Regions from separate parts of the Homo sapiens genome. Here region 2 is linked to region 1. Evidence: chromatin loops called from intact Hi-C (ENCODE). Cell type or tissue: ovary. All regions are shown on one strand. Each heading gives the region's core, and the rest is flanking DNA. Links, peaks and the distances in the headings are about the cores only.

Region 1 (8,000 bases), core at 1-8,000:
ATGAGTTTTGAGGGCAGATAGACCGGGTTTAAATCTCAGCATTCATTACTTAGTAGCCACATGACCTCTGACAAGATCATTCATTTTCTTTCCCTCCCTCCCTCCCTCTCTTTCTCTCTTTCTTTCTTTCTTTTTTCTCTCGTACTGTCGCCCAGGCTGGAGTCCAGTGATACGATCTCGGCTCACTGCAATCTTCACTTCCCAGGTTCAAGCGATTCTCCTGCCTCAGCCTCCTGAGTAATTGGGACTACAGGCACGTGCCACCATGCCCAACTGATTTTTGTATTTTTAGTAGAGATGGGGTTTCACTATGTTGGCAGGCTTGTGTGGAACTCCTGACCTCAAGTGATCCACCCGCTTCAGCCTCCCAAAGTGCTGGGATTACAGGCATAAGCCACCATGCCCGGCCCACAAGATCATTCATTTTCCAGAGCCTCAACTTTTTCATCTATAAAATAGGAATAATACTACCTGCCTTTCCTGGTTGTTATCAGAGCTGGACATTTATAAATTGCCTCTCACACTACCCAGCACCATGGAAATATTTAATGAATTACAGCTAACGCTATTATAGTTTTCGTTTTGTTTGTTTTCTTTAGACATGCTGTCACCCAGGCTGGAGTGCAGTAGTGCCATCACTGCTAAGTGCAGCCTCAAACTCCTGGACTCAAGCAATCCTCCTGCCTCAACCTCCCCAATGGCTGGGACTGTAGGCATGCCACCATGCCCAGCTAATTTTAAAATTTTTATTTTGTATGGATGGTGTCTCACTATGTTGCCCAGGTTGGTCTTGAACTCCTAGTGTCAGAGGCATTTGAACCAGAGCAACTCAATCTTGAATAGGGGCTGGGTAAAATAACTGAGACCTCCTGGGCTGCGTTCCCAGGTTAGGCATTCTTAGTCACAGGATGAGATAGGAGGCCGGCACAAGATACAGGTCACAAAGACCTTGCTGATAAAACAGGATGTGGTAAAGAAGCCGGCCAAAACCCACCAAAACCAAAATGATGATGAAAGTGACCTCTTGTTGACCTCACTGCTCATGATATGCTAATTAGAATGCATTAGCATGCTAAAAGACACTCCCACCAGCTCCATGACAGTTTACAAATGCCGTGGCAATGTTCTGAAGTTATCCTTTATGGTCTAAAACGGGAAGGAACGCTCAATTCCTGGAAATCCCCATCCCTTTCCCAGAAAACTCATGAATAATCCACCCCTTGTTTAGCGTATAGTCAAGAAATAACTATAAGTACATTCAGGTGGGCAGCACATACCATTGCTCTGCCTATGGAGTAGCCATTCTTTTTTTTTTTTTTTTTTTTTTTTTTTTTTTGAGACAGAGTCTCGCTCTGTCGCCCAGGCCGGACTGCGGACTGCAGTGGCGCAATCTCGGCTCACTGCAAGCTCCGCTTCCCGGGTTCACGCCATTCTCCTGCCTCAGCCTCCCGAGTAGCTGGGACTACAGGCGCCCGCCACCGCGCCCGGCTAATTTTTTGTATTTTTAGTAGAGACGGGGTTTCACCTTGTTAGCCAGGATGGTCTCGATCTCCTGACCTCATGATCCACCCGCCTCGGCCTCCCAAAGTGCTGGGATTACAGGCGTGAGCCACCGCGCCCGGCCAACCATTCTTTTATTCTTTTACTTTCTTAATAAAGTTGCTTTCACTTCACTCTATGGACTTGCCCTGAATTCTTTATTGCACAAGATCCAAGAACCCTCTCTTGGGGTCTGGATTGGGACCCCTTTCCAGTAACACTGGCCTCAAGTGATCCTCCTGCCTCAGCCTCCCAAAGTGTTGGGATTATACGTGTGAGCCACCGCACCTGGCCTACTTTTTAAAAAAATCATAATCATTTTTGGCCAGGCGCAGTGGCTCATGCCTGTAATCCTAGCACTTTGGGAGGCTGAGGCGGGCAGATCATGAGGTCAGGAGATCAAGATCATCCTGGGTAACACGGTGAAACCCATCTCTACTAAAAAAAATACAAAAAAATTAGCCGGGCATGGTGGCGGGCACCGGTAGTCCCAGCTACTCGGGAGGCTGAGGCAGGAGAATGGCGTGAACCCGGGAGGCGGAGCTTGCAGTGAGCCGAGATTGGCCACTGCACTCCAGCCTGGGTGACAGAGCGAGACTCTGTCTCCAAAAAAAAAAAAAAAAAAAAAAAAAAACCATAATCATTTTTAGGAAGTTCAATTTCAAGGACCTCTCTGTTTCAAGAAGATTTCCCGATCTGTTTATGCTAACAGGTCTCATAGCCCATCTCTTCTGATTGGATCAGAATCCCCGACAGCTTAGAGGCTGGCAGGCTGAGGGTCCCCAAGGCATGAGAGAAGAGGGGGCTGTGGGGAACTTGGAGGAAGCATCACAGGAAGCTGCAGGTGGGCGGGAGGGGGATTCGTCCTGCTCCTACTAACCAAATGCACAGTCTTCCCCTCAAGCTTGCTTCTCCTCTGAGCTCTTTTGTGCCCTTGGTGATGGGTGGGGTAGACTGAGAATGGAGAACAACACAATGGTGGGAGAGGATGGGGTGGTGGAGTCGGGGGTTGGAAGAATCAGGAGGCACCCTTGTGTTTTCCCTCCAGAGGTGGCACCCCTGGGGTGGTAGATAAGGCATTGTGTTTGGAATTCAGCCCCATGGGTGTATGTAGCTGGGGTTCTAGTCCCTCCTGAGCTACCCTCGGCAAATTAGTATACCCCCGTTAGTCCTGTTTTCTGTGTCAGTTAAATGGCCAAGCTAATAATAAAGTCCACACAGAATTGGGACGCTCAAATAATAAACAATAGCACTGTCCCCAGGCATGGAGCAAATACTGCTTGCCAGGTTCTGGGCTGAGTAATTCCCACCCATTACTTCATCCGATCCTCACAACAGGCCCCAAAGGTAGGTGTTATTGTTTCTATTTTACAAGAAGGAACCCAGGACTCAAGAGAGGCGAAGGCTCCTTCCCATGCACCTCCCTCCTTTGTAATCTGGAAAGTCCTGGGTAGTTGTAATTTGTAGTTATGAATTTCTGGAGTTCTCAGCTCATTCCCTGGAGATTTGTGCTAGAAAGTTCTAGAAGATTGCAGAGTTTATTAAATAAATTGATTTGACAGGTATTTGTTGAACACTTTGCTATGGTCTGAATGTTTTTGTGTCCCTAATATTCATATGTAAAATCTTCACTTCCAAGGTATTAGGAGGTGGGCATTTGGGGAAGTGATCAGGGCATGAGAGTGGTGACCTCAGGATTGGGATCAGTGTGCTTATGAAAGAGACCATAGGGCACTAGCCAGCCCCTTCCACCATGTGGGGACACAGTGAGAAGGCACCACCTGTGAACCAGGAATAGGGCGTTCACCAGACACCAAATCTGCTGGCGCCATGATCTTGGACTTGCCAGCCTCCAGAACGGTGAGAAGTAAATTTCTGCTGTTTATAAAATGCTCAGTCCATGGTAGTTTGTTATAACAGCCCAAATAGACCAACACACCTGCTGGATGCTAGAAGTGGTTCTAGGTGCTTGGGATTCAGCAATGAACATCATAAAGCACCCTCAAAGAGGATACATTTTTGCATGCAAAGACTGAAAGATCAGCAACAAAGAAATATAAAATAAGACAAGGTAAGTGGGGAGTGCAATTTTTTGTCCAATGGTCAGAGAAGTAGGTTGTGCTCACCACTGTGACAAGATGGAAGCTGTGCTCACCACTTGCATTACAGTGTACAAGAATGTAATCTCCATAAGGACAGGGCCCTGGAATCTTGTTTCCCTTACAGCTCCAGTCCCTAGCACAAATTCTGGTTTCTAGTAGGTGCTCAATAAATATTTGTTGAATGAATGAACAAATAGCCTCAGTCTCAGATCTGCCGGAGAAATGTCCATTTTAGGGTAGGCATGGGATTTTGAATTCACCTCCTATGAGCTGACATTTATGGAGAAACTTGCGTGCCCCAGGCACTGTGCCAGCCTCCATGGCTGAGTACAGCCCTTCCCTTGAGCATCTTCATTGGAGAAGATAGCGGCGCTTGCAATTTAGTGGTCTAGAAGAGAAGGCAGCAAAGAGAATAAAGGAAGAACAGGAGTTAAGTGCAAAGAGGAAGCGTTTCAGGGTCAGCAAAGAATTCGGCAAGTGTATTGCCTGACATCTTTTTCTTGATGCAAAAAATAGCTAGTTCTGCTTTTTGGACTGGGGCTCGCTGAGTCAGGGGTTCAAAGAGAATAGCATGAGGATAGGAGCAGTAAATGTCATCTGCAGCAGATGGTGATGCCCCAGAGACAGACCGTGGCCTTGAAGATGCTTCCCTCCACCGACTCTGGCCCAAGAATCAAGGTCAAGGGCAGGCAACCGAGCTCAGCAACCTGGGGTCCCGATCCCAGCCTCTCAACTGGGCCAACCCTACCCAAGAACATCACCGTTGTTCCACCCGCTTGGACTCCACACCAGGCTCAGTGGAGTCTCAGAGTCCATGGGTGTGAGAAGAATAATTCCAGCATCTGTTATTAACCATCATTTCCATTGTTTTGGCTTCACTTTCTCTTTGGCCCTGAGAACACTGGGTCAGTGCTTCTTTGAGCACAAAACGACTGATTTGCCAGGTCTTTGTTCAGCCTCACAAAAGAAGGGGATGATTATTACAAGAACAGATTTTGCATTCCATATTTACCCCAGATGACACTGCCTTGATCCCTAAAATAACTCCAGATCGCCTGGGTGGAACTTGCTTGTTCCTTTTCATCTTGCTATTTTGCAATTGTTTATGGAGAACATCACCATAGTGATATTATCAGAGCAGGGCAGAATGAAACTCCAAACTCTGGGTTGTTATTGGTTTTTCCTTTGTACCTCGGAACATGACTTTTTCACCTCAAACCTTCTCTATTATTTCTTATAAGCATTACAGTTCTCAGTTCCAACTCAGCCAGCATCACTTTCTGACTCATCCCCAGCAGTTAAAACCACAGAGGTGGTCCACACTGGGATGAGGGATGGAAGTGCTTGGGTTGAGTTTCCAAATTGGAAACTATTTACCAGAAATCCTCTTTCCTTCAGATAAGACTGGGGTCAAAGTACTAGAGTGTTGAAAGAGGCACTAAATAAACTAAGAATCTAAAGGACCTTCAGTGTTTGGGCCAAGGAACATGGTGATAGAGTTCAACAAATAAACACAGCTGGCGTAGGGTGAGCCTTTAGCAAACACTTATCTTCTTGATTTTGTTTTTTTTTTTTTTTTTTTTTGCTCATAATTGTCAACTTGGCCCAAAGCCTTTATTATAGCATTCTCATACACTGCTGCCAGTGGTGTGTATTTGTACAACTTTTTAATGAAATTTGGCAATGAATAGCAAAAGTCTTGACAATGTAGCTCTTCCTTAGATGCAAAATTCTACTTGTGAGTGCTAAAAAAATAATTAGGGATATGAGCAGAAGGATACATACAAAGATGTTTATTGCTATTGATGGTGAAAAACTGGAAACAACCAAACTGTACAACATTAGGGGGTTACTTAAAAAAAATCAAAATACAGGACTGGCGCAGTGGCTCATGCCTATAATCCCAGCACTTTGGGAGGCTGAGGTGGGAGGAGCACTTGAACCTAGCAGTTTGAGACCAGCTTAGGCAACACAGTGGGACGCTGTCTCTACAAACAATTTTTAAAAAGTAAAACAACAAAAAAAATCATGACCCCCACTCCATGCAATGGATACTGAGCCACTATTAAAAATTATGCCGGTTGGGCGCGGTGGCTCATGCCTGTAATCCCAGCACTTTTGGAGGCCAAGGCTGGCAGATCACTTGAGATCAGGAGTTCGAGACTAGCCTGGCCAACATGGTGAAACTCTGTCTCTACTAAAAATACAAAAATTAGCCAGGTACAGGGGTGGGCATCTGTAATCCCAGCTACTTGGGGGGCTGCGGCAGGGGAATCGCTTGAACCCAGGAGGTAGAGGTTGCAATGAGCCGAAATCACACCACTGCACTCCAGCCTGGGTGATAAAGCGAGACTCCATCTCAAGAAAAAAAAAGACCAGGCGCGGTGGCTCATGCCTGCAATCCCAGCACTTTGGGAGGCCGAGGTGGGCAGATCGCAAGGTCAGGAGTTCGAGACCAGCCTGGCCAATATGGTGAAACCCCGTCTCTACTAAAAATACAAAAATTAGCCCGGCATGGTGATGGGCGCCTGTAGTCCTAGCTACTTGGGAGGCTGAGGCAGGATAATTGCTTGGACCTGGGAGGTGGAGGTTGCAGTGAGCCGAGATGGCACCACTGCACTCCAACCTGGTGACAATAAAAAAGATTAGAAGGATAAATTCAAAAAGATGAAAGTATTTCTTGGGAATTTTCTTTTCTGGTGCTTTTGTTTATAATTTTTCTACAATGGGCATGCATTTCTTTTCTTTTTTTTTTTTGAAACGGAATCTTGCTCTATCACCTAGGCTGGAGTGCAGTGGTGAGATCTTGGCTCACTGCAACCTCTGCCTCCTGGGTTCAAGCGATTTTCCCATCTCAGCCTCCTGAGTAGCTGGGATTACAGGTGCACGCCACCACACCTGGCTAATTTTTGTATTTTTAGTAGAGATAGGGTTTCCCCATGTTGGCCAAGCTGGTCTTGATCTCCTGACCTCAGGTGATCACCTGCCTGCCCCAGCCTCCCAAAGTACTGAGATTACAGGCATGAGCCACCGTGCCCGGCATTGTTTTTTTTTTTTTTTTTTTTTTTTTTTTTTTTTTGAGAACGAGTTTCCCTCTGTTGCCCAGGCTGGAGCACAGGGCATGATCTCAGCTCACTACAACCTCTGCCTCCTGGCTTCAAGCAATTCTCTGCCTCTGCCTCCTGAGTAGTTGGGACTACAGGCATGTGCCACCATGCCTGGCTAATTTTTGTATTTTTAGTAGAGATGGAGTTTCACCATGTTGACAAGGCTGGTCTCGAACTCCTGGCCTCAAGTAATCCACTACTTTGGCCTCCCAAAGTGCTGGGATTACAGGCATAAGCCACCACACCTGGCCACTACAATGAGCATGTATTTCTGTAGTCAGATGTTTAAAACGCTATTTTTTCAGAAAAATAATAAGCTGCCAAGCTTTTTTTTTTCCCCCATAAAGAAAGAGCTTAACAGACACAAGGCTGACCACGCCATGTGGGAGATGGAGTTAGCACTCAAATCATCTCCTCCAAAGTTCCTAGGTTAGGAGTTTTTCAAAGGCAGTTTGGGGAAAGAGGGGGGAGGTCAGGTAACTGGGGCTTGCTGCTGATTGATTGGGGCGGATGAAATCATAGGGAGTCTAAACTGCCCTCCTGTGAGCTGAATTCCTTCTGGGTGGGGCCACAGGAGTGGGGTTGGGAGGTCCAGGTGGAGCCATGGGGGTCAGACATGCAAAACCCCACAGATCAGGAACCCTATACAGGGACTGGGTAGACAAGGTATAAGGCCAGCTTTCCTGAGGAGTTTTATTGGCCCTATAAGTCAACTTTGGTTTCTTAGAACAGTCTGTTTGTATCTGAAAGCATGCCATTCTAGTCAAAACCTTGATAAAATAACCAGTGTCTTCAATTGCATCAGTTCCACAGGCTTAACAGGAAGCATGACTAGGAGGCCTCAGGAAACTTACAATCATAGCGGAAGGTGAAGGGGAAGCAAGCACGTCTTACCATGGTGGAGCACGAGAGACAGTGTGTCATGCCTTTTAAAATAATCTTGGCCGGGAGCAGTGGCTCATACCAGTAATCCCAGCACTTTGGGAGGCCAAGATGGGCGGATCATTTGAGGTCAGGAGTTTGAGACCAACCTGGCCAACATGGCGAAACCTTGTCTGTACTAAAAATACAAAAATCAGCCAGGCATGGTGGCACAAGCCTGTAGTCCTAGGTACTCAGGAGGCTGAGGCATGAGAATCACTTGAACCCGGGAGGTAGAGGTTGCAGGGAGCTGAGATCGCACCTTTGCATTCCAGCCCAGGCCAACAACAGTGAGACTCTGTCTCAAAAAAAAAAAAAAAAAAGGCCCAGC
Region 2 (16,468 bases), core at 5,243-13,242, 100 kb after region 1:
TGGCCTCTCCGGAGGATGGCGGCCCTTCATGACCCCGGCCTGTTATCAACCTGAGGACCTGCCACCTAGTAGTGCAGCCTCTGATTTGTGTCCAGGTGGCAGCCAGGCAGCCCTTCACCAGGAAGAAATGGCATGATTTGCTTAGAAAGAGGAAGTGGGGCTTCCTGGGGTGCTCTTACCTGACCAGCTCCCTCATAGATTTGGCCAGAAGTGATTTCAGATTCTGATGAGTTCTGTTACATGCAGCGTAATGGTTCCTCATTTTATCCAATTAAGAATGCGATTAATTGCCTTCTGTAAAGGCAATCCAGACAATTACGGTGGAATGAATGAAAGAGAGGAGTGCAAGAGAAAGGAAATGAACCAAAGAGATTAGTAGGGCCATTGGCTTTATTTTGTGTGTGTGTTCCTTGGGGAGCAAAGACTGATTCCAGGAGACTGCAACGATGTATCCACCAGTCCTGAGCTGTCCTAGAACAGTAATGGTTGATTTTCCATTAGGGGAAGGGGCTTGAATTTCTCCAAAGCCAACTATTTTGAAAATTGATGCTCTCCCATCATCTTTAAGATAGCCACGCAGTAAGCTTTGGTTATTTTTCAGAGAATACAAATTTCAAAACAGAAAGTATTTTTTGTTTGGTCTCAGATTAACAATTTGACTCTTCCCTCTTTCATTCCCTATAAAATACTTTTCAATTACATGGAAAAAAATTTTTTTCATCTTTTTAAATTAAACATAGAAAATAGAGATGGGGGTCTCACCATGTTGCCCAGGTTGGTCTCAAACTTCTGAACTCAAGCAGTCCTTCCACACTCAAGCAGTCCTTCCACCTTGGCCTCCCAAAGTTCTGGGATTATAGGTGTGAGCCACTGTGCCTGGCCAAAATAAGTAACTTTTAATGGATCTCCATCAGATGTCAGCAAGTACTGACAGATGGGTCTCATTATTAATACGCTTCATCCAGGACCTTATCTGTCTTCATAGCCATTCTGTGAAGTGAGTGGGAGGAAACTGAGGAATGGAGGAGGGCAGTGAGTCTCTGACCTGATAGGTGATGCGTGCTGTGGGGTTGCGGGGAAGAGGTGTCAAGCCCACCTCTTGATTCCAGTCAGTATTTTCCACTGAATTACAGCCTTACAAATGAAAATATTATAGTATGCCATTTCTTAAATGTCCTGCCAAAGCTAAATAATCTTTTAAAAGTGAAAATGTAAAGGAAATTTATAATGAGGGCCTGGGAAGAATGGTCACCATGGAAGTACCTAAGGGAAAAGGACTTGAACTTCTCTTCCTGCCACTGCTGGTGTGGAGCTCTGGGCAGGCGATGTTCCTCCAGAGCTTGACCAGCAGAGGAGCCGCCGCTCCCTTCAACCGGCTGGGCTGTGGGGAACCCGGGCTCAGTTGGAACAGTGGGGCAGAGGCAAAGCTTCCTATTGCAGCCCCCCACCACCCCCCACCCATACACACTTTGCATTGTGTGTGTTTGGGGGGAAAGTGCTATTTTGAAAGCATCCTGCCCAGACACAAGTAGTATATCACTATACTTTCAGTTAAAACAAATGTAAAAATTTTGGAAAAAGCAGTGCACTGCAAGAACCAACGGGATGGTTCAGTAAGGGAGCTTATTTCTAGGTGGCATCTCCTTTTGCTGTTACAAATGGGCTCTTGTCCCTCCATCTCCCCTGGCATCCTATCTGTTCTAACTGATTTATGCTGGAGCACAGGCTGATTTTGGTACATTTAATTTAAAGGCAGTCACCTAAGAGGCAAGCAGGCAGTGCGTGAAGACAGCTGCAGAGCTCCAGGCTGAGTGGCGGAAGCAAATCAGTCAGAATTCTCAGAAACAGACTCAGTAATGGAAGAACTTAGAACAATCACAAGTGGTATTCCTATTTGGGAGAAAAATAATTGTTCAATAAATGTGTTGAAACAGCTAATACTTTTGAAGGAAAACACACTAAAACTCTATTGCAACAGCATGTAGTCATATTGCGTATTTCTCATGGACTGAAGAATTAACTATTAAACGAACATGAAAGACCCAGAGAGCAAACATCAGTATTTGATCTTGAGATGGAAGAGGCCTTTAGAAGGTGCATAAGCCAGTGCCGAAATGATAGCTTTGACTGCATGCAAATTTAACTTAGAAGTTTACACAAAATTAAAAAGCAAGGAACACACTCTGAAAAGCATTTGTACCTTTTGGCAAAACGCTTCTCTCTTTAAATCTGAGAACACCTGCTGAGGCTATTAGAGTTGTCCCCATTGGACAGATGAAGAAGCAGGGCCTCCAGCAGTTTATCCAGGGTCACCAAGTATGATGGTGGAGCTAAGCTTTGAACCCAGACAACCTGACTCCGGGGCTCTTAACTACCACATGGCATTGCCTCCATCAATAGGAGAAGTAGGAATACTTTGTTAGAAGAAAGAGCTGGCTACATAGGCAATTCACAGAGGAAGAAACACAAACGCCTAATATGTGAAACTTTGGTCCTCACTAGTAGTTAGAAGTGCAAAATAAACCGAGATGGGATGGCTGGAAAAGCCTCCTTCATGGATGACTGTTCCTTCTGCTTGGTGGGTGGATTCGTTTCTTGTTGGACTGTGACCTGCACATTTCGTGACTTTCTAATGAAGTGGATCCCCTCACCTTGGCATTGAGTCTCTTGAGGGATAAAGGGCAGCGATTGACTGGGAGAAATCCAGAGTCTGGATAATCAGACTCCATTATCCATTAAGAGCATCATCACCCATGTTGGCATATTAAAGGCTCTGAGAAGTCCCACAGTTAATAAAAAAAGAACTGAACCTGTTATCCCAACTCACGTTCAAGGAATGTGCTTTGGGAAACATTGTTTTCCTGGGAAGGATCATAACCTACACACTAAGTGGCCTGGATTCTACACCCTTTTTTGACAATGGCCCTAAGTGTGATATTAGCCAAACCTTTTATTTTCATAAGTGTTTGGTAAAATGGGGTAGAAGGAAACATAGCTTTTTTGGAATTATTTATCTATTTGTGCAAATAGAGAACTGCTTCAGGAAACTTCCTGCTGCTTCAATAGGAGGGACAAAGGTAGATGAAAAGGAAGCACTATGTCCATTAAGAAGGTGCCTTGGCAAATCTTACTGGAAGTCAGGAGACCTGGGCTGTGGCTTTGAGTCTGCCACTAATTTGCTTTGGGAATTGCAGGTCTTTGGGTCTCGGGCCCCCACTCTGCGAAGTGCAGGCCTGATGGTCTCTCAGTCTCTCAGAACTGGAGGTCTGTTGCCTAGAACTAAAAGAACATCACCATGGATACCCTTCTGTTGATGTCACCACTTTCAGGCTCCCCTTTTGCTGGCAGAAGAGACCTCAGTTTCTCTCAGGCCTATGAGCTGCCCCATCTGGTAAATAGGTGGAGAGAACAGAGCCGGCAGGGGCCTCCAGCAGATACTCCAGCCCACAGTCTTTGTCCCTGGGTGGCTCACTAGAGCCAGAAGAGAAGGCTCACTAGGACTTGAATCCTGGCCTGGTCACCTTCCAGCTTTGAGACCTTGGACAAGGCACTTCATCTCCCACAGTTTCCGAAAGCCGAATTCATGAGACGGTTGTGAGGATTTGGGGTGCGTGTAAACTGCAGATGTGAGTGGAAGACAGGCACTTAATTGATGCTGGCTGTTGCCTTTACTGCCTTTGTTGGCTTCCTAGGGCCGATTGGCTCACTCCTGGGTTCCACCAGCCTAGAGGCTGTGCCCTGATGCCCTGGGCAGCCTTTTGGGCTGAGTTTTCACAGGTGAACCAAGTCCCAGCCTTGGCTCCCACAGTGGGGCATTTTATAACCCAGTGCACGTTTGCAAGGACTTGGCTTATTTAACTGAGGAAGGAGATTAAGAGGCCCTCCATTGAGGCCTTGTAGATAGTCATGAGAACTTGTCAAGGTAAGGATCCCTGAATGGGAAGCTGAAAATGCCACGGCCCCCCACCCAAAGGCGAGTCATGGAGGTCAGAAGGTGAGCCTCCAGACTTTGGCTGGCTGGTTTCCATTCTGCAGAGATAAGGGTCATCTGACACCAGCTGCACAGTCCGCCCTGGTGAGGGTCTCTCCCCCTCCTCTTCCTGATTGCTTGCTAGGCACTTTTCTTCCTGCTTCTGCTCCCTGAATGAGGAGCTGACCCCGGTTATCATTGGGAAAGTCTTCGGAAGCCCTGGGAGAGAAAGCTAGACAAGAGCGTGGCTGGATGGTCTAAGGCGGCAGGAAGGAGTCTTAGGTTGATCTCAGTGTCCAAGGACAAGCCAGCCTTGCAGCCTCCCAGGTCATCAGACCCCTCAATCCTCAGCCTTCCAGAGGTGCCAGGTCACCTGTGAAACCTGGGTCCTCAGGATCCTTTCTGTCGGTTTCCCAGCTTCCTTGCCATTTACCCTCTTCCTTATCAGCACTGCTCACCTCTTGCTCCTCTTTCCTCTGAATCTCTTGTCCCCTTCTTGAACCTACATCTCTAGTCTCCCCCCAGGTACCCTTTTCCCCAGCTTGAGAGCCCCCCAGTCTATGTGTGAGGGTCCTACACAACCTCCCAGTGATGGGCCTCTGTTCTGTATCTCTGGGCCTCTCCTGGGACTGCTTTCTGGTGGGGAGGCTATTTTAGCAGCTCACCTGCTGCTACCTATTCATGACCCTGATGCAGAAAATGCTTGTGAGGTGCCACTAGCCAAGAAGCAGACCAAGGCTGGAAGTGGAGTCCTCATTTGTTTTGCAGACTTCCTTGGAAACAGATTGGCCATTTAGTGCCCCCTACCACACCTTTATATGCCAGGCCAGAGAAGCCTGTTTTGGTGTATTTGGGAATTCAAATTCTACAAAATTCTTGGTTAGGTGTTTCTAGGCTGTTAGTCTGAGGATGCCTGAAATGCTTGGTTAGGAGCATTGAAGTTGATAGTGGAGTGCCTTGAAATCGAAAGGCACAATCCTGTTCAGCTCTTGTCTTTACCACGTCTTAGCTGTGTGACCACTGAGCCTCAGTTTCCTCATCTGTGAGATGGGCATGACACTAACTTCAAGAATGAGAGATGGGGGGTGTAAAGCTTCTAGCATAGTACCTGGCTTGTAGTAGCTGTCTGCATGGAGTTCTGAGGTCATGTCAAACTTGCGCAAAATACTCTGCTGTTCTCCCGGGTTTTAAGAGATGACTATCGTGTGCCAGGTACTGTTCCAGACCCTTTGCTTATTTAAACTGCACACCACAAGGTTGATCTTTTATGCCCATTTTACAGATGAGGAAACCAAGTGAGGTTTCATGAGTTGGTCCAAGCCTCACAGCTAATTAGTAAGGAGCAGAGTTGGGATCTACCCGTCTGCAAAGCCTGTCTTCTCCGTCACGCTGTTTGTGCCCAAAGCTGCCCCAGGAGTAGCTTTCTCCTTGTCACTGCAGGTCACCAGAGGATGGCTGACTCTGAATGCAGCTGTCTTCACAATTCTTAGCACCGGCAAGAAGTTACTCAGTCTCCGTAGTGGGTAGCTTCCCCCTTCCCACGTTGAAAGGGCGTTCTGTTCTGGCCTCCTGTGGTTAAAGGTGCACTGCTGATGGAGACGGAAGCATCCGTGGTAACAAGCACAAGACCCCAACATCCCAGCTGCCAGCTGCCAAGCAGTAGTGCCGGGGGGAGGGGTGCGTTGGGTTCCAGTGCACCCAGAGGCTTTGCATTGCTTACATAAAGAAGCTTCAGAGCTTTAGAAGGGATGCGTGGGGGAGGAATAGTCCCGCCCTCCTCCTTTTTTGGGTCATTGGCCCTCACTGGGCCGGACACTTCTTATTCACTAATCAGACGGTTTGCGGTTGCCCTTTGCCACATCTGTGGCTGCCTTCCTGGGCCTGTCGAGCTCACAATTAAGGTTCATTAGAGACCCTGTCAGTCATAGCACGCACAGAGCCTGCCTGAGAGAGGCCTTGCCAAGGGGCTGGCCAGCCCCATGCCCCCACCAAAATGAGTCCCTTTGCAAATGACTGCCAACCAAATTCTAGAGGCTTTGTGTACAGGAGAGGGGGTGTGAGCAGCGCTTGTGAAGCTCCAGACTCTCGGGTCCTAATGGGCCCATTGCCTTTTATGTAATTGAAACCTTCAGGCGAGCTCTCGAATTGATGTTCCAGATGGTGGCGGCGGGAGTGCTGTCAGATGGACGCTTTGGAGGGATCATCTGACAGCCGGCCCCTCCGAAAAGAGATTTGGAGCCAAATGCAGAAGAGATTTAATGATCGTTAATCTCCCTCTCCCTCTTTCTGGAATATATTGGGACTCTTAATTACTATTGACTGGAAGCTAAAACAACACTCCTAGTTCAGAACAAAACTCTTCAGGAGATTTGCCCCAGGCTGAAAGGATTATCCTTCATACAAGGGGATTTTTTTTTTTTTTTTTTTTTTTTGCCTCTTTCTAGCTATGTGTTGAACATCAGTTGGGAGTAGAGGAGATATGTACATCAGGTGTTTTAAAGAGGCTTAATACTTCTTCGCCCGCATTGTTTTCCTGTCTCATTGACCTTCCTAGTCCCAAACGCTGCCTGTAGGGGCAGCCAAATCTCCACGTTTTATCTAACGCACTGAAAGCACTGCTGTGTGCTGTAACTGTACTCTTAGCACTGGAGGGCCCTCTGGCTTCCGAGCACCTGCGGGATGCCATGATGCTCACCTCTATCCCCAGACCCTAACACAGTGCCTGGCCACATGTCGATATGGCCACAAATAAATATGAGATAATGAACCAAAAACCCTGCTATCCCCAAATTCTGAGGGGAGTCCACATTAGACATTCTAGGCTGTGTGATCTGAGACCCAGAGATGAGAAGGGACGGATGCCTCTTGGAGCTGAGCTATGACTCAGGAGACCTCAGCCCCTGGGACTCAAGGGCTGGTGGTCCCGGCAGGTGGCAGTATATGGACAGAGTCTTTAAGGTCACGGAGTCATGAGTTAGCTGGGGCTGGGAGCATGCATCCTGAATATCTAGGTGACCCTCGGTAAGCTACCAGACTCCAGGCCTCAGTTTCCTCATCTGTGTAATGGAGAGAATTCTGGATTTGCCTCACTCTAAAAGAGGACAATTGTGAATATTAAAGGAAGTCATGTAGGGAAAATACTTGGTGCAAATCATCCAAAGAAGGTGGTGGAATCCCTGACAGGAGCGGCTGGAATCCACTGCTTTCCCATGATTGCTGAGCTGTCCTTTTAAGGAGGAGGGTGCGTGCCCCTTGTCAAAAGCAGCCTGCGTTTCCCTGTTTGGCCAGATAGGTGGGTGAATGCTGCTTGATCGGGCTCTGAAATGTCCTGCCTTCTTCCAGGTGGGAGAGGGACTGTGAGGTGAGCTCAGATCTTGCAATGACAAGCGAGCATTTTTCCCATTACCTCTTTTTTTTTTTTTTTTTTTTTAACATGGAGTTTTGCTCTGTCACCCAGGCTGGAGTACAGTGGCGTGATCTCGTCTCACTGCAGCCTCCACCTCCCGAGTTCAAGTGATTCTCCAGCCTCAGCGTCTGGAATAGCTGGAACTACTGGCCTGTACCACCGTGCCTGGCTAAGTTTTGTATTTTTAGTAGAGATGCGGTTTTACCAATTTGGCCAGGCTGGTTTCAAACTCCTGACCTCAAGTGATCTGCCTGCCTCGGCCTCCCAAAGTGCTGAGATTACAGGCATGAGCCACTGCGCCCAGCCATATTTTTTTTTTTTTTTTTTTTTTTTTTGAGATGGAGTCTCAGTCTGTCTCCCAGGCTGGAGTGCAGTTGTACGATCTTGGCTCACTGCAACTTCTGCCTGCCCAATTCAAGCGATTCTCCTGCTTCAGCCTCCCGAGTAGCTGGGACTACAGGTGTGTACCACTATAGCCAGCTAATTTTTGTATATTTAGTAGAGACGAGATTTCACCATGTTGGCCAGGCTAGTCTCAAACTCCCGACCTCAAGTGATGCCACCGTGCCCGGCCTACTACTGTTACCTCTTGTACTTCAACCTCTTGAGTCTTGATGCTGCAGGCGTTAAGTAGGGCATGTGACAGGGAGGAACTGCGGCTGGAGTCCAGGAGGGAGGCAGGCAGAAGGGGCACTGGGTGCAGCTCAGGCTGCTGAAGGCCAGTGGAGATGTAGTTCCACCTGCCCAAAGCGGGGTCACTTTTTTACAGAGTGCCATCCACCTTATCCAGCCTGTTGGGTGAAGGTATGTCCCAATCCTCATTTTAGAGCAGTTCAATGAATGTTTATTGCTACTGCTCCTCCCTGCATTACTGGAGTGTTATAATAGCCTGTAGACAGGCCTTCCTGCCTGTCATCCCCTGCCTGCTCTGCATACAGAGTAGTCTTGCCAAAATGCACTTCGGATAATGTCCCTTAATGACTCCACATTGTCGGGATCAAGCCCGGAGAACACATCTAGGTGGAAGAGCTCTTGATCTGGCCCTGCCCCTTCCTCCTGTCTCCTTGTCTTGCACACTCCCAGGCCTGTGCCCTGTCTTGTTGCATCTTTGTACATGCCGTTTCCTTGACTGGGACACATGTCCACACCAACTCTGCTCCCTCTAACTGCTCATCTTCCCATCTCCGCTGGAGCCTCACTTCCCTCACCCTGCCCCCCAGCATGCCCCTTGCTTCTCCTGTCTCTTGGACTTGCTCCATCCTAGGAGCTTTGGCTCTTGGAGGGCAGGGATCTTTTCTTTTGTTCACCTTTGTATCCCCACTGTCAAGCCTGAAGCGGACATTCAGTGAGTGCATGCCTACTTGAGCCCCCATGAATGCAAGGCCCTGCCTAAGCTGAAGCACCAGGGTCAGAGTGACAACAGAATAGTTGTGTCTTTAAAGAGCTCATAGCCACGGTGGGAGCCAGATAACCCAGGATGGATAGAATGCAAGGCTTCTTTTTTTTTGTTTTGTTTTAGAGATGGAGTTTTGTTCTTGTTGCCCAGGCTGGAGTGTGATGGCACAATCTTGGCTCACTGCAACCTCTGCCTCCCTGGTTCAAGCAATTCTCCTGCCTCAGCCTCCCAAGTAGCTGGGATTACAGGTGCCTGCCACCACCCCCAGCTAATTTTTTGTATTTTTAGTAGAGATGGAGTTTCACCATGTTGGCCATGCTGGTCTCGAACTCCTGACCTCAGGTGATCTACCCGCCTCGGCCTTCCAAAGTGCTGGGATTACAGAGGTGAGCCACCGCTCCCAGCCAGAATGCAAGGCTTCTGATGTGAGGAACATGGGCACTGCAGAGCACCACAGAGGACACCGTGGCCCACCCTTGGCAGGCAAATCCCAGGGAAAGCTTAGAGTGGGCAGAGCCTGAGATACAGCTGGTGGGTGGTGGGAAGGTACTAGCTGGGCAGGGACTGAGCAGGAGCAGCTGGGTTTCTGCCTGATTAGATAGAGCGTGTGAATTGGTGTCTAGTGAGCTTTGAGTTTTGATTCAGGCCACATGGGTCCCTTACCAGAAAGCAGGTGATGGGCGCACACTCTGGTTTTGCTGAGGATCAGCTGTTAGCTCCCACTCAGACTTTCTAGATGGGTAAGGGACAGAGATCAGCAGGTTCCCTGCAATTTTAAGATCGTAACTGAGAAATGTGCCCTTGTAAGCCTGTTGATCCAAGAGCCTGCCTGCCTCTAGAAAAGCCCACATCAGTCCTTTCCTAGGAGGCAGTGGCCTTGTTGCCTCTGTTGAGACAAAGTTCTTTATTGACCTCACAGGGAGCTGGGACTTTCTGAATCAGACCATTCAGGTGTTCTCTCAGTTCCTGTTGATTCCTTCGCAGCCCTGGTGGGAACAGCTGCTGCTCTTGAGGGAACCTAAAGTAAACTCCTGGCTTGCCATTTTCCTGAACTCGTAGATTTTGGCAGAGGAGAAGGGTGGAGAGTCCAGGCCTTTGTTCCTGATCCTGTCACCCTTATGAGTTAAGATTTGGCAACCCTTCTCATAACTGCTGGGGGCATAGGGTATCCTCAAAAGTAGAGTTAAATTACTGGTTTAAAGAGTCTGTGCTCCAAACTCCAGTGAACTTCATGATACAGAAAGCAAAGAATTGAAGGGTATTAGCTGTTTGGGGAAAACCACTGCTCCCACCACCTGGAAGCCAAATAAGCAGATGTCCCCTCTGGGTGGAGCAGGGGGCCAACATCACTTTCTTATGTTATTATAGGTCGTCAGCCTATGTGTAGGCCATTTCAGTCTCATTGGAAATACCTGGAAAAATGCCTGGACTTGGAAAAATGCAAACAAAAAACACAGCACGTAGCTCTAAAGGGGTTGTTTAGTCCTCCCCTGAATTCTGTTTCTGCCTTAAAACACCAGAAGAGCTTTGGCTGTGTGCCATCTGCAGGAAGCACCCTAGGAAGGAGAGGATCCACCCTGGCTTCTCCCAGGCTAGGTGGTCCTTCGTTTTTCACCTTTTTAAAAGGCTCACCTGAGGCTGCTGAAAAGGTGGCAAAAGACAGGACTGCATGCTTCATTCCCAGCAAGAGTGTCAGGCAAAATTCGAACTCCTTGATCACCCATTGGTTTCCACATTCTTTCCATTCCGGAGACCAAGGGGAGATTTGCCGATGCTGATGCTCCCTGGGCTTTGCAAAGCTTTCCCTAATTAAAGTCCTCCCGGCTGTGTGCATAGCTCTTCTGCTGCAAATCTTTGCCCTTTTGTGTTTGTGTTTAAAATTCCATCTTTCCAAAATGTTTGCCCACTCAGCAAGTCTCCTTGAAAGCCCTCACTTTTGTTTGGGGGAAGTTTTTTTTTTTTCCTTTTTGGTTTTTATTCTGCCTATGTGTAGGAAATTTAAGTCTCTTAGGAATTGCTTGTGAAAATGCTCTCTGGTCTTTTTTTAAACCATGATGAGTGTCTCTCACCATGGCATTGGAAGCTGGCAAGGGATGCCCCTGGTGTCCGTGCTGTTAGCTGCCACTTGAGCTTTTAGATGGAGCTACTGGAGTATCATTTTGGTTCCATTCTAAGGAAAATGAACAAAAGAGCTTTTCCCTCCTGTTCAATGTGCAACAGTGCTACAAGGTGAGAGAAGTATGTTAGCGAGGAATCTGAACCAGGTCAGGATCGGGGCAAGGTGGTAGGAGGCTGAGCTCTCCAGTGGTGAAAAAGATGGCTCTTGTCACCTAGAGCCAGGAGGCATAATTCAAGTGAAGTGCATATAGGCCCGTTCCTTGGCCTTGTCCTCATAGGATTTTTTTTCCTACAAGATCTATCCAGGTCCTTCATTTGGGGAACCTTATGGACTCCTGTTGTTGTTGGAAGCCGGAGAACAGTGTTTGGAGAGCTTCCATTGAGGATGGTCTGAAGACTCTCACTTTAAGTTAGATCCTGCCCTCTGGTTGATGAGAAATGTGAGACGTAAAAGTGAATTGGAGAGAGATCCCACTTCCCCACGTGCCAGAAAAGGCAGACAACAACTCCCTCCTCAGAGCTGTTAGAAAGCCAACATCTCGCGGTTGGCAGGCACTGGCCCTGGATGAGGAATTCCTGGGTCGCCCCCCTTAGAACATGTCTGGTTTTGGAAACAGGTTAAAAATACTTGAGGAGGGCATGGCACGCTCAGTCTGCTTCCCTGATGTTTGAAATAGGCCAGGAATGTGGGCCGGGAAGCCCAGAGGAGCCTGCGTGTCCCGCAGGGTTTTGTAGTTGGAGCCTGGGGTTTCTCCTCTCCATCATCACCCCCTTTAACTGCCAGTGACCACATGCCAGATTCATGAAGGGCACACTGAAATTGACGAAGACCTGTGCCATGGGTAGCGGGAAAAACTGGGCTCCCTTTAGTAAGCAGGATGGTGTTGAGGTCTCGGAGGCAGGCAAGGGGTGGGCTCGGAATCTCTCCTGGAAGAGAAAAGAGAAGGGAATTTGGATTCTGTATACAAATATAGAAATTCCCTAAGAGTTTAAATTTGAACATGGCATTCAGGGGAGAAGATTATGGGTTCCAAGCCTTTTCCTTCTTCCCCTTCTTGTGAATAACTCACTCAGCTGCTTGCATCTGTGTCCTAAGGCTGTGAACCGAAGAGCTGGGCAGTCCACAGTTGGTTTGAGCCTCAGAGTACCTTGCTTAGTAAAGGTTTGTTTTAGGAGGGATGACACAAACTTTTGAGTAACTCTCAAGTCTTGAACTATGAAACTTCGTAGGATGTCAACACTAAAATGAACCTTACCGATTATCTCATCTAGTGGTTTTCAAACATTTGGAAAATTGGTACAGCCCTTTTTTTAAGCAAAATCTTAGAACTTGAATAAACCAGGTAGAAGGTGGTAGGCCCAGACTTCCTCTCCCACTCTTGACACCCTGAGCTCCTCCCTCTGTACTCACAGCCCTCAAAGTGCTCCTCTCTCAGAGAACCATCCATTGCAGAGACCAGGGAGCTGTGGCCCATGCCCCATGTAGCACCGTTTCATGGCAGAACCAGCTCTGACTTCCAGGCCAGTGGCAAGTCCCTGCAGTACCTTGGTTTATTTTGATGTAGGAAAAGCTCTGGGTAGTAAGAGTGAAGAGTCAAACAGCTACGACTGAGAGTGAGGAGAAAGACAACACTGCCCATGGTTCCTGACACCCAGGGTCACTTTTTACCAACCTAACTCTGGGTCACATGACGTACTCGTATTCTGAAACTGTTGGTTTCCTGGATGTCTACCTGTGATGTCTTGGATCCATGTGGTTCTCTCTGCCTAAAATATCCTCTCTTGATTCACCTTCTTAACAACAGCTTTCTGGAGATATAATTCACATAACATAACATTTACACTTTTAAAGTGTACGGTCCAATGGTTTTTAGCACACGCAAGAGTTGTGCAGCTAGCTGGGCATGGTGGCTCATGCCTGTAATCCCAGCACTTCGGGAGGGCAAGACAGGCGGATCACTTGAGTCCAGGAGTTCAAGACCAGCCTGACCAACATGGTGAAACCCTGTCTCTACTAAAAAATAAAAAAATTAGCCAAGCATGGTGGCAAGCACCTGTAGTCCCAGCTACTCGGGAGGCTGAGGCAGGAGACTTGCTTGAACCTGGGAGGCGGAGGTTGCGGTACTCGAGATCGCTCCATTGCACTGCAGCCTGGGTGACAAAAAAAAAAAAAAAGAGTTGTGCAGCTATCAGCATTCGGCATCCCACGCTGTCTGCCTTTGACAGACAGAGATGCTCTCTGTCTGCACCTTAGTCCTTGGGCTGCTTTGCGACCTGCCCTAACTGCCAGCCCTGCCTCACTTTCTGTAACTCAGCTCAGATGTGGCCCCCTGGAGATGTCCCCTCCAGTCTCCCCTGCTTGGTCGTTTCTATGGGTGACTCAGTGAAATTACAGCAAAACCTGATGAGACATCCCTCCAGTGGAAGGAATCCAGTGTGAAACATTGTGGCCAGACAGCCTGGGTGACTTTTGTGCTGAGAACAGCGAAGCAACCCGACTTGTTGAGTCTGCCTTAGCACCCGCTCCCCCACTCAGACACGTAAACATGGCACAAACACTCCCACTTGAAGGGAAACAGAAGTATTACTGGAATCATGGTAGGTCATGGAGGTTTAGAAGCTTGTGATCGTGAGGATTTTTGGAGAATCTGTTGGAGGAAGCCAGACCTCCGCCCTCTGACTCAGTGGCTCCGTGCTCTGAGCTGGTCAGCCTCTGCTGTGGCTTCAAAGGTCATTCGCCTCCCAAGGGGCTATCAGGACCCCTGGGGCGAGGAGTACAGGGCTCAGCACCTCGCCTGGCTCATCGGGAGACTGAGCAGGTGTGGCAGGATGACTGTGGCTCACCTCCGTGTGTGGGCCCTGGAGGTCACGGAGTTCCTCATCATGGAGCAGATCCTCTCGGACTTGAGGGTGTTTCACAGGCTTTCAGATTCTAAAGTATCCCCTGCGTTGCCATTGCCCATGGTTGCCTGGCCGTGTGACTCCTTATTGTCACTTTCTGCCTCAGGTGTCTCGTTTCTGCTAAACAGAACATGTGAGATTTCCCTGGCATCCCCACCAGTGTCGACGTGCAGATGAATATCAACCCACAGACCCCGATGCTGTTGGTCTGTCCCTCTGGGCGATCATGAGCCCCCCAGATCAGTGGTAAAGAACAGCCCTTCCTATGCTGCCCCATCTGGCTCCTCCCGCATTCGGGTGGCGCGCGCCCTCAGGCTTCCCCCTGCATTCTTATTTTGTAACTTCCATGGTAGCCCATTCATAGTTTTCACCCTAAACTCTAGGTTTAGACGTGGACATTTGGCACACATGTGGTTTATAAAGCCTGAGGCCAGGCCTAACCCTTAGTATCCAGTGATGATGAAATGGATGCATTTCCCATTTCCCTCCCTGAAATTAGGTCTTGATGCTGTACCCTAGTAGGTGGCTGGTATGAGAGGTTCCGTTCGCGTTGACCTTGTGTGAAAAACCAATCTTGCCAAGTACTTCTCTCTGCCACCATCCAGCTGGTGACTCTTTCAGCTGAATTATTTTGCCTGCTAGGTTACTCACCAGGTGTCATTCTAGAGTCCGCACGGCCTTAGGGTGGGATCGCATGGCTTTCATTGAATTACCTGCTGTGTGACCATAGCCAAGTTGCTTAACCTACCTGTGCCTCTTTTTTTCACCTGTAAACAGTAATGTGGGATAATAACACCCCTGCCTTCTGCAGGGTTGCTGTGATGATAAAATGAGGATGTGTGTTACATGCCTTTTAAATGGTAAGACCTAAACATCTTTGCTGTTATTCCAATCATAACTTTGATAGTTCAGTAAGTCCTCACTTAATGTTGTCCATAGGTTCTTGGGAATTATGACCTACAGCAGGCCCTTGAATAATGTTTCATTAAAATGTTGACGAGAACAAAAATTTGGTTTCACTATGTATCTTTTCACTTAAACGAGAGGACAGAGATCCTCTGTGAAATTACAGTGTCTTTGGAGAAAAATCAACTTATATATGAGTTATGTTTGTGTATTTTTACCTGGTCTTTTCCCAAAAAGATTTCAGGTGACAGAAGAATACAAGCCAATACGATAATCTTTTTTTTTTTAATTTTTTGAGACAGAGTCCTCTCTGTCACCCAGGCTGGAGTGTAGTGGCGCCATCTCGGCTCACTGCACCCTCCGCCTCCCAGGTTCAAGCGATTCTCCTCCCTTAGTCTCCTGAGTAGCTGGGATTACAGGTGCTCGCCACAGTGCCTAATTTCTTTTTTTTTTTTTTTTTGTATTTTTATTAGAGGTGGGGTTTCACCGTGTTGGTCAGGCTGGTCTCGAACTCCTGGCCTCAAGTGATCCTCCTGCCTCGGCCTCCCAAAGTGCTGGGATTACAGGCATGAGCCACTGCGTCTGGCCAATAATCCTTAATAAAAATGTGGACTGAGAAAGCTGGACCGAGGACTGAGGACCGTCCGGGAAGAGAACAGCAGCTACCCCGTGCTTGCCTTCATGCTGGGAAGGCTGCGGGTCTGGCTTTAGGAGGAGCCTGTGTAGGGTACGAGGGGCAGCGGCAGCTCCACAGCAGGCGGCAGCCCACGCCCAGTGGGTGCACACCTTCATCCAACTCAGGGCTGGCAGTCAGGAAGATGAAATGCCATCCACGTCAAGTTTCGGTCTGTCTCCCACTCACCGAAGAATAGTCCCTCCTTTAAGGGAGGTGCTGAAGAGTGCTGAGAACTTGCTTCCCACCAAGGCAGGCTTGGGCTTCAAAAGATCAGAACCTGACCCAAGTGGCCCTAGTTTTCCACCATCCCACACCATCCCACCAACGCTTCAGAAGTCCTGCCAGCATCAAGCCGGGCATGAGGCCGTCCAGACAGCTCATCACTGCCCTGGGGAGACACATGCATGTCACAAACCTGTGAGGCTCAAGACCGCATCCTGCACAGGGTGCAGGAGTAGAGGCGGGGCAACGGCCTCTGCCGTCGCGGCTTTGGGAGGTTGCAGTGGAAGAGGCAGGCGTGGCCGAATCAGACCCTGAAGGATGACTTAGGTGGAACACGGGGAAGAAAGGTGGTCTGGATAGACATGCAGGATGCTGGGTGTGGGGCAAGCCTGAGTCAGGGGAGCCTCCCTGTGCTCCTTAGCCTGAGGCCATCGCCTGGCTGTAGGCGGCAGCTTCTCCTGCCGGCTGGCTGGCCGGCTGCAGGCAGTTCTCAGCACTAAGTCCAAGATGACTTCCATTCTGGTGACTCGAAGGTGGTTTTGTATGTTGTGCTTCATCTCTCAGGGACGAGTCCTTAATTAAAAGCAGCCGGGAGCTTAGAGAGACCCTGGCTTCTCTGCACACAGGTGATGGGTTGTGTGCCTGGCCAGGAAATGGTTCATTTAATTAGGCTCCGAGGGCCTGGTTCATCCCCTTCAGGGAAGCTTAAGGTTACATGTGGACAACAGGAGCCTTGTGTGTGCCTGTGGTTGACCCAAATGTAGTGATTTTCATTTCTCCTTTCCATTTGTCTTCTTTGTTCTGCCCCTTCCTGACCCTTTCTTTAGGAAACCGTTGTGGCCCCTTCCAGGCTGTGAGATTCCAGAGGGCAAA

The links. Hi-C counts contacts between places; a loop is a spot of excess contacts. Peaks named below come from ENCODE experiments on the same cell type or tissue, not always from the same donor. Only the 100,000 strongest peaks of a DNase experiment are listed, where the experiment ranks them.
Region 2: it touches region 1 in a loop (3-fold over the local background); 5 of 110 quality-filtered maps call a loop at or near these places.

What each region holds. Positions count from the first base shown.
Region 1 is chr1:19,502,084-19,510,083 of GRCh38, reverse strand. The region is part of intron 1 of LOC105376819 (a long non-coding RNA gene); the gene reads right to left. It overlaps LOC105376818 (a long non-coding RNA gene), which reads left to right. Exons shown (of 3, transcript XR_947018.1): 3 at 156-194. Among named protein-coding and RNA genes, the nearest start is that of CAPZB, 21 kb to the right of the region's middle. In ovary, for the core only: no CTCF peak of the experiment used is centred there; DNase peaks (open chromatin) are centred at 928, 4,353, 4,943 and 5,119; H3K27ac peaks cover 4,291 bases.
Region 2 is chr1:19,395,476-19,411,943 of GRCh38, reverse strand. The region is part of intron 2 of CAPZB (capping actin protein of muscle Z-line subunit beta); the gene reads left to right. LOC124903868 (a long non-coding RNA gene) reads right to left here and starts at 3,254. Exons shown (of 4, transcript XR_007065524.1): 1 at 3,132-3,254; 2 at 1,761-1,890; 3 at 763-876. RefSeq lists enhancers at 8,728-9,405, 10,084-10,763. In ovary, for the core only: no CTCF peak of the experiment used is centred there; no DNase peak of the experiment used is centred there; H3K27ac peaks cover 4,788 bases.